Linked DNA regions of Mus musculus: region 2 is linked to region 1. A link is a contact called in ENCODE Hi-C or POLR2A ChIA-PET data. All regions are on one chromosome and are shown on one strand. Each heading gives the region's core, a stretch centred on a gene start or an enhancer-like site at or near the end of the contact. The rest is flanking DNA. Distances are from core to core; before and after follow the strand shown.

Region 1 (4,497 bases), core at 285-2,784:
TGGCTATGTTTATCTGTCACCCTTTGACTTCTACCTTTCTGTGCCTTGTTTTTTTCTTTCTTTAGGGTCTCATTATTTAGCCCTGGTTAGCCTAGAACTCCCAGAGATCTGCCTGTCTCCTGCTTCCCAAGTGTGGGACCAAAGGTATGCTCTGTGCTCCCCCACGCCAGGTACTGTTTGCATCTAGAGAGTTTACTGGTAGAAAACATATGGAAAGGGTGTCCTGGTGTCCTGCTGTTTTTAAATTCAGACTAACATTTTTTTCTTTATGTTGGAAACTTCACATTCACATTCAATGTAGTGTTTATCATCTCTGTCTGTTTGTTCCTTCTCTCCTTTCCCAGTCCTTATTTAAATTAAAAATTGACTCCAGCTTAATAATTTTTTTTTTTTTTTTTTGCTTTTAGGAGGAGGGTTTTATAATATAGATTTGTTTTTACTGGTTACAGTGTGTCTTTAACTAGGGCTTTTTTTTTTCTTTTAAGACATGTAGACCAGGCTAGCCACAAATTCACTGCATAGTTGGGGATGACCTTGAACCTAAAAAAGTGCATGCTCACATTCGTGAGTCTAAGCACACATGTATGCGTGTGTGTAGAGAGTATGCAGAAGCCAAAGGAGGACAAGGACACTGTGGGTCCTGCTCTGCCACTGTCTCCCTTATTCCTTTGTCAAACGATTTCATACTCACCTGGGACTAGCCCGGCAGCAAATGACATCGGCCCCCTTGTCCCCCCCCCCCCTACAGAGTTGGAGCTCAGGTGATGAATGTACAGCTACAGCTAGCTTTTTAGATAGTTGCTAAGGATTTGAACTCGGGTCCTTATGCTTATACAATGAAAAACTCTCGCCTATAGTAAATACATAGTATTTATATCACCTCAGTGTAAAAACAGGACTAAGAGACTATATTATTCTTCCATTCATTTTCCCAGAGGAAAGGACACATATATTTCACGTGCACGTACACACACACAACACCTCACAGTACACTGGTTGGTGGTTATTCCTTTTGCTTTAACCGGTTAATTATTGTATAAAGAAATGTGATTTTTAATGTATTCATAAATATATATCCATCAGCCTTAAGCAGATCCCAAAATATTTAACTCCCACCTCAGATTTGCCTGAGGAAAGCAAATGAGTTGTTGCTAAAAAGTAAAACCCAGAGTTTGCAGTTCATAAGACAGACATGAGAAAGTCAGTAGGTAGTAAAATTCAAGCCATAGGAAGAAAACACTCGGAAGGTACAAATAGCCTCATTGTACTGGTTCTATGCTTCAAGTGGTTAACTTAAAGAGTGAGGGAAGTTTTAATCTAACAGACGGATGAAGGCTGGGCTATAATTAGTAAGAGGCTGCCATTACCAGTTTAATGCAGTGCAGGTCCCACTTATGTAAGAATGCAGAAGGATCATAGGGAAGCTCTTGTCTTCCCAATTCTCAAGAGCGCAGCTCTGCTTGCTGCTAGCACCCTTCTGAGTATGAAAACCAGTGCCCTGTTCCAGTCTTAGCAGGGTAAATTCAAGGCCTGTTGCTTCAGTCCCAGCTCTCAGTCAGCCATGGGGATCCCTAAGGGTTTGCTCAGCCGCCTGTGCTTCTGGCTCACCTCAGCTTCTCCTTTTAAGGACCCATCTCGGGCAGCCACGTCATCATCACTTTTGTTCTGAAGGCTTGAGAACAGCCTACCAAAAATGTAGAACCAACTTAACTTCTTTGAGCTACTGAAATCTTAAACATTTATAAAGGAATGCTGGTGTTTTAATTGTACTTGGGTAAGTAAGATTTGTTCAGTATATATTGGTATATACCTATGTATATTTAATGAATGAAGCCGTGTATGATTTGGTTTCTTTAATAGGTTTAAAGAAAATCTTTGGGCTATGTATGTAACACTTTGAGAGATCTCATCTCATTCATCTAGGGTGGGAGAAAGGGGTTGTGAACTTGACATTTCTTGAGTCCCTGATCCGTGCCAAGCTCAGGGTCGGAACTTTACATATATCCCCACTTTTCCTTTATAACCGTCTCAAGCACAGAAGGACATGACTCCCATCATACAGATGAGAAAATAGTGTCAGAGTTTCTGTCTGACATCTACATTGTATTTCACAACCTTTAGGATGGCAACATTTAAATGTGATTGTGTTTGTTTTCTTTCCTGTTGCATAATTTACAGGAAATGTTGCTATGTGCGGGTAAGAGCAGCACATGATACTCTTGGCATGTTTTAACAAACTCTTAAGAATGGGACCACACTGATGATATGTTATGTGTTCTTCATATTTAATCCCTGGGTTCCCTTCCCTTCCCTTCCCTTCCCTTCCCTTCCCTTCCCTTCCCTTCCCTTCCCTTCCCTTCCCTTCCCTTCCCTTCCCTTCCCTTCCCTTCCCTTCCCTTCCCTTCCCTGTTTTTGTTTTTGTTTTTGTTTTTGTTTTTGTTTAACAAGGTCTAACTATAAGGTCTAGCTTAGGCTGACCAGGAACTCATAATGCAGAAAACCAAGCTGATCTTGAATTCAAAGAGACACACTTGCCCCTGTCTCCTGCTTGCTGGGATAACTTGCTTTTTTTTTTTTTTTTCCCCCCCGAGACAGGGTTTCTCTGTATAGTCCTGGCTGTCCTGGAACTCACTCTGTAGACCAGGCTGGCCTCGAACTCAGAAATCCGCCTGCCTCTGCCTCCCAAGTACTGGGATTAAAGGCGTGTGCCACCATGCCCGGCAACTTGCTTTTTAATATATAAATTGAGAAGCCACAGAACTTTTTGCTGACAGATAAGGACCAGTCTATGATAGGGAAATTAATTTGAACTGGCTTGTGAACCCTTTTTTCTTCCTCCTGGCAGTTGGGTCTCTGGCTCCAAGTCCCTATGATTTTGAGAGCTGATCTAAAACCTATCTTTGTTGTCTGCTGTTACGTAATACAATCAGCCTTAAAACTTAATGGCTTGTTTCTTGGGTTGGGATAATGGCTCAGTCCAATAAAGTCCTTTTTGTACAATCATAAGGACATGAGTTCAATGCCCAGAACCCATGGAAAAAGCCAGACATGGAGGTATGTGCTCGTCATCCTAGGGTTGGCGAGGTGGAGACAAGTGGCTCCCTTGACCTTGATAGCCAGTCAGCCAACCTAACTTGCTTGGCAGATGCCAGGCCTCTGAGAGACCCTGCCTCAAAAAGAAAGAAATTGTTGGACAGCACCTCAGGCAAAACGCCTGAGGTCATCCTCAGCCTCTGCACACATATGCCCTTGCACCTGCCTACATACAAAACCTCACATACGTGTATAGACATACATACATACATACATACATACATACATACAAACAAACAACTTAATGGCTTACAACCATAGTAACTCTGTGACACAGGAAGTTAGGCAGGGCTCAGCTGGGTTCTTTGTAACAACAGCTGGGGTGGTTGTGTTCAGACAGCACCTGTAGCGGGAGTGTCTAAATACTTGCTAGAGTCCCTGCCACCTTGACTAGCATGGCTAGGAGGCAGGAACCCTCTCTCACGTGGCTCTATCTTTGCTTGACTGGTATGGGTTTTCTTATATGGCAGCTAGATTCCGGGAGAAAAGCATTCTAAGGGACTAAGGCAGAAGTTGGAACTCTTACAGGCCTCTGCCTTTTAAGCGCAGCTAATGTTTTTCCCAGGTCATAATCCCATTTTAACTTATGAAAAATTCACAATTAGGACTGGAATAGTTGAGTTGGAAGTCACTTAATAACATGATGAGCACTGGGGTTTGATTCCCCAGCACCAAAGGAACAGAGCAGAGCAGGGCAGAGCACCTCCCTTTTCACCCCAGGACACCCTGTGTGGGGGCCCCTGTGTGAGCACCGTGGCTGTGTAGTCAGTAGGGCAAGTGCTTTTTCAATGAGCTACACTCCAGTCCAGGTTCCCTCCCTCCATGTCTCCTTCCTTTCCTCCCTCCCTCCCTCCCTCCCTCCCTCCCTCCCTCCCTCCCTCCCTCCCTCCCTCCCTCTCTTGCTCTGTCTTTCTCTATTTCTCCACCTCCACCCCTTTTTTGTTTTGTTTTGTTTTGTTTTGTTTTTTTCAAGACAGGGTTTCTCTGTGTCTGTAGCCTTGGGTGTTGTAGAACTTACTCTGTAGACCAGGCTGACCCTGAACTCAGAGATCAGCCTGCCTCTGCCTCCTGAGTGTTGGGATCAAAGGAGTGTGCCATCACTGCTTGCTGGACTAGCCCTGGTTTTCTTAAGACAGTTTATTTAGGAGTCCTTTGAGACGAGTGTCTCACTGTGTAACCCTGGCTGTCCTCAAACTTGGGGTCTTCCTGCCTATGCCTCCAGTATTGGGAGTAGAGGCATGGACCACTACACCCAGCAAACTTTAGGGCAGTCTTCCCAGCATTAAAGAATTGTTGTTAGCTCATACATAAGTGTGTTGCACTGTGCATTAACTTAAGAGTCTTAGAACCAGAACCGTTTGTTCCGTGTCCCTCATTCTCATCCTCTCAGTGGTGAGCTGGCCT
Region 2 (4,759 bases), core at 1,658-4,157, 34 kb after region 1:
CTCTGAAACCGGGAGCTCCAAATAGACTCTTCTGTAAGTTGCCTTGGTCACGATGTCTTATCACAGCAGTAGAAGAGTAACTGAGACAGGTGGTTCATTCACTCACATGCCCGGCTCTCAGTAGAGACTTCTGCAAGGCTTGTCAACCCATGGTCTCTGTGTGGTCTAGCTTCCTTCCAGTGTGATGGCTAGTGGTGAAGGCAAGGTTCTAAAGAGCTGAGTAGCAGCCATATCCTTTGTTTGTCTCTGCCCTGTACAGCATGACTGGTATATTCTTCATCCGAATAGTTCCAAGGCCACTCAAGCCCAAGGGAAGGGACATAGACTCCAGCACTAAATGAGGGGTGTCAGGAGTTCTGGAAGTGTGCGAGAGTAAAAACAGTACTGAGGACATTTTGGGACACATTACACTTTGCAGCTGTTGGTAGGTATAGTATTGTATGATGATGTCATTCCTTTCTGAGGAGCCACATTAAAGAACTCAACTGGCCACCTCAAGGCCTTAGTTGCTTTTTTTTTAGACTGCCCTTCTTTTTAATGATGTCTTTCCTATATTACCACGATCCTAGCCCCAAAGTTCAGTGTAGCCCCACTCCTTGTGCTAGCACCTTGTCCTGGCCCTATTATAATTCAGGCAGTGAGGCGTGCTTTGCCTTTTAATTGTTTTCTTGTGCCCTATCAAGAGCTGGAGCTCCATAAAGCAGCTCTTTCCTCCCCTGTGTGCTGTTCAGTGTCTTTCCTTCCCTGAGTCTGGCATGTAGTAAGCTACAGTGGAGTGGAGAAAATGGACCTAGATTTTGGTGTCTGCATGCTAGAGACAGTGATCTGTGTACCAAACACATAGGAACTCCTGTAGCCAGTGAAGTGTTAAAACAGGATGCAACTTTGGATTGTCTTTTCTCTTCTATAGGTTAGAAATGTAAACATAACAGAGTCCTTTAACTGGAAGTAGATGGAAGTAGATGGCCCAGTGCGCAGCAGTCCTAGGCCCTCGTTGTGATGGGAGGAATTGCAGTGAAGAGGGCTGAAGGGGCTCCATCTGAGTCCCTCTGCTTTTACACTGAGATGCAGAAGCTATGTTAAGTCCAGTGATTGCCACATAAGCCACTAGTCACACCATTCCCGTGTGTGAACTGCAAGAAGACCACCTTGCTGTGACTTACAGGAAGAAGTGAGGCATCTTTTTTCAGTGCTCCTGACCCTACCCCTCAGATCCTATCTTGTTGGGTAAAAGAAAGTATTTTTTTAAATTGAGGGAGCTGTGAAGGTGGCTTAAGGGCCCACAGACACCAGAAGAGGGTGTCAGAGGCCCTGGAACTAGAGCTAGAGATGGCTGTGAGCTGCCATTCGGGTGCTGGGTATCAAACCCAGATCCTCTGTAAGAGCAGTGATCTTAGCCACTGTGTCATCTCTCCAGCCCCCAAGACTTAAAATAGTTGTGTATAGATGCATTTTTATTTCCTTCCTGCCTGCCTTCCTTCCTCCCTCCCTCTCCCCCCCCCTGTGTGTGTGTGTGTGTGTGTGTGTGTGTGTGTGTGTGTGTGTGAGAGAGAGAGAGAGAGAGAGAGAGAGAGAGAGAGAGAGAGAGAGTTCTTGTTCCTTGGCCTTTGTTTTTAGATCTGCCACTGTATGTGTATTGAGTCCATTGTTTGTGTCTGCTTGCTTGGGAACTCTTGTACTGTCTCAGTGTGCATGTTCTCTGTTGCACCAACCATGGTCTCCCATGGTGCTGTTCTGGGATGTCCTACAGTGTGCTGTGACAAACATCCACTGTGTCTGAGAAATAACCCAGAAGTGACGTTGCTAGGTCATATAGACCTTTGTGGGACCTCTTCTAAGGACTCAGATGTCACTGTGTCCCATTTCCCCCTGGTTTCCTGTATGGTTACTTCAGATGTCCCAACTTTACCCTAGATCTGGAATTTTGCAGTGATAGCAAGAAAGGCTGGGATTTTATTCTCTTGTAGGTTTTACTGTTTTGACCTACTTTGAACTGTTCAAATGCCCGCTGTTCCTTCTGTTAATTGTAGAGATTCACTCTCCTGTCCTGAGTTTGTAACTTGTTTCTGAGTCCTGTATGGAGGCAGTAGGTACAGTGGCCAAATATAGAGTGAACATGCTGATCTGGGCACACACTTGGCTTCTGTCTGCGTGTGCCAGTCTCGTCCATAAGCTGGAAACAGGCAGACAGGCCACAGGATGGGTATCAAGAGTCTACATGCCAGCATACACCAAATCTGCCCATTCTTTCCTTCCTGCTGGGAGACAAGAACAGCACAGCATGACTATCTAGAAGAAAGAGCACAATGCTCTAAGTTTAATGGAACATTTATGGTGGACTCATGTCTAGGATTTACTTCAAAATAATCTGGGGCAGGGAAAGTAGCTATGGTGAACAGTGTAAAATTTGCCATCCAGATTTAGACACATCTAAGACTAAAGGAGAGAACTATTCATTGCACTAGGATAGCAATCCATAACCAGATTGTCCTAGCAAACCAAGATATGTATACCTCAGGCAAGCATGAGATGGGCCTGTCCCGGAGTTGGTCATTGTTGAGGCTAGGCGGCTAGTACTTGGAAGCTCATTCTATTTTTTGTTTGAAGATTTCCATAATAGAAGAGATTTCTAAGATATTTTTTAGACTGCCACAGTGGCTGTAGTCCCCCCAAAGGAGCTATGGAGATTGTGAAGCTGGGGATTTAGCCCAATGGGAGAGCATTTTCTATACACAAGGCTCTGGGTTTGATACCTATATCTTCTCTCACCACCCCCACTCCGTTCCCCTTTCAACCTCCAAAAATAGTCCCTTTTGCTCTGAAAGTGGTTGTTGGGACCCTTGCCAGCCCATTAAGAGTAGTAAGCTTAGGTCATCTCTGCTGGCTGCACCCTGGGCACCTCTAGAAGGGCCCCTCCACCTGCTCTTGTTGACAGGAAGAATGAGAGGCTGCAGGTTGCTCTAGCCTAATGGGATTGGTTCAGCCTGCCCGGGGACCAACCGCAACAGTTCCCTTCACAAACACACCACTGTCTGGTAGAGATCTGTACACAGGCACATGCGATTGTTATCTGTGGCAGGCAGGAAGCAGTCTGCAGACAGCGGGCTCTTAACCGACATTCTGCGGCGCGCGCACTTCCCTGTCCTACTTACCCCTCGCCCTGGTTTCAGCAGTTGCTGGAACTGAGAAGTTGAAGGCAGCCTCTGCCGGGGTAAACTCCAGCAGTGGGTGCACATACCTGTAGTTGGTTAGCTCTGTGCAGTAGTACACGGTTGGTCCTCCTTCATACGGTTCCATGAGAACTTGGCGTAGTGCTTCTGGAAACGGATGGATCCTGAGCCCATCCCAAGAGTCCCAAGAATCTATGTATAAGGTCTATTCACCAGATAAGCCTAATCCACTGTGGACATTTCTGTTCAGTTCCCTAAGGACACCCATTGATTCACCAAGAGTAGAAATTATATTTAATTCTCTGCTGTGTATCCTACTGTTCAATATAGAGTAAATGTGAATGGACAGACTGACTGATTTAATGCCCATCCTGAGTTTGGCCAGCAGTTATGTTTTCATTGGTACCTAGAGAATAGAATGTACTCTGTGGGTGTAAAGATTATACTCCAAGTCCTCTCTGGAATCCCGTCATCTGGTGTGGTGTAAGCGGTGGGGTCTGTGGGAGGTGCTTGGCTTTAGATAAGGTTGTTACAATGGAGTCTTGATCATGGAGTTGTGCTTTTAGACGAGACAGAGTCACCAGCACTCTCTACCATGTTAGGACACAACAAGAAGGCTGTTGCCTACAGGCCAGGAGTAAAACACTACATCTGCTAGCACCTTGTATCTTTGGCTTGAAAGTCAATAGAACTGTGAGAAATAAATATTTGCTCTTTAAGCTACTGGTGGTCCACAGTATTTAGTCATAGCAACCCAAATGGACTGCGAGAGCCCAGATAATTTTCAGCAGGACCAAAGAATCCCAATTATTCCGCTTTGCCTTCTTTTCTGAGACAGGGTCTCACTCTGTAACCCTGTCTGACCTGGAACTTGCCTTAGCCTCAAGTACTGGGATTAAAGGCGTACAGCCTCGAGTCGGGAGGTGATGTGCCTGATGCTGGCTTCATTTCTCTTGAACAGAGAGAAAGCATCTGAGCACTGGTGCTGAGTCGAGATCTGTCTGTCTGTCTGGATGGGTGCTTTTTAATTCTTGCCACATATTTCAATAAGCAGTATTTGTCAATATTTATGTTTCTGAAGCCAATCTTCTGGGAAATTGGTGTGCTGACTGGAAATAAGGAAATGTTAAAACCAATATAAAAATAGTCCTCAAGGCAAAATGTCAAAGTGAAGAAGGAGTTTGCAGTTTGTGGTTCTCTCATCTCATAGGCATTTATGAGGGAAAGGTCCAGAACACAGACTGCATAGGACATAATTTGTCTGCTGCCTTGTGCTTGTCCGTGATGTAACTTTCTGTTACAGATTGCTTGCTTTCAGTAGGAGGGCCTTGGCTTTCTTAACCTTGGCTCTGTTGTCACAGGAAAGATTTATGAGGTATCCTCATGTTCCCACTAACATGTTGGAGTCTTTTCCACCAGTCTCCTTATTCCCACCCTCAACTTCCTCATTCTTATCTCCCAGAGTCAAGTAATCTGAGCCAGAGGAGAAACAATGAATACTATGCCTTGCACACCCTGGTAGAGATCATGTGCTATTTTAGGGATCTTAGAATTGGAGGCTCTTTTTGTTTGTGCTATACCCAGGGACT

What was found. A loop is a pair of places that touch in the nucleus more often than their neighbours do. ChIA-PET counts read pairs that join two places held with the same protein, here RNA polymerase II (POLR2A).
Region 2: a loop to region 1 is called in a map of heart, with 2.1 times the contacts of the local background. The contact joins two enhancer-like sites. A Hi-C loop is called at or near these places in 5 of 37 maps with a recorded cell type or tissue (heart and v-Abl transformed pro-B cells). POLR2A ChIA-PET finds 5 or more read pairs at or near these places in 1 of 5 experiments (Patski).

Annotation. Positions count from the first base shown.
Region 1 is chr8:111,560,462-111,564,958 of GRCm38, forward strand. All of the region lies in intron 1 of Znrf1 (zinc and ring finger 1), which reads left to right. Among named protein-coding and RNA genes, the nearest start is that of Znrf1, 26 kb to the left of the region's middle. Within about 2 kb of position 1,535, at least 1 of the 3 ENCODE cell types and tissues checked has a DNase peak (open chromatin) inside an H3K27ac peak, as active enhancers do; it is heart, where a contact is called at or near this core.
Region 2 is chr8:111,592,929-111,597,687 of GRCm38, forward strand. The region is part of intron 1 of Znrf1 (zinc and ring finger 1); the gene reads left to right. Among named protein-coding and RNA genes, the nearest start is that of Ldhd, 35 kb to the right of the region's middle. Within about 2 kb of position 2,908, at least 1 of the 3 ENCODE cell types and tissues checked has a DNase peak (open chromatin) inside an H3K27ac peak, as active enhancers do; it is heart, where a contact is called at or near this core.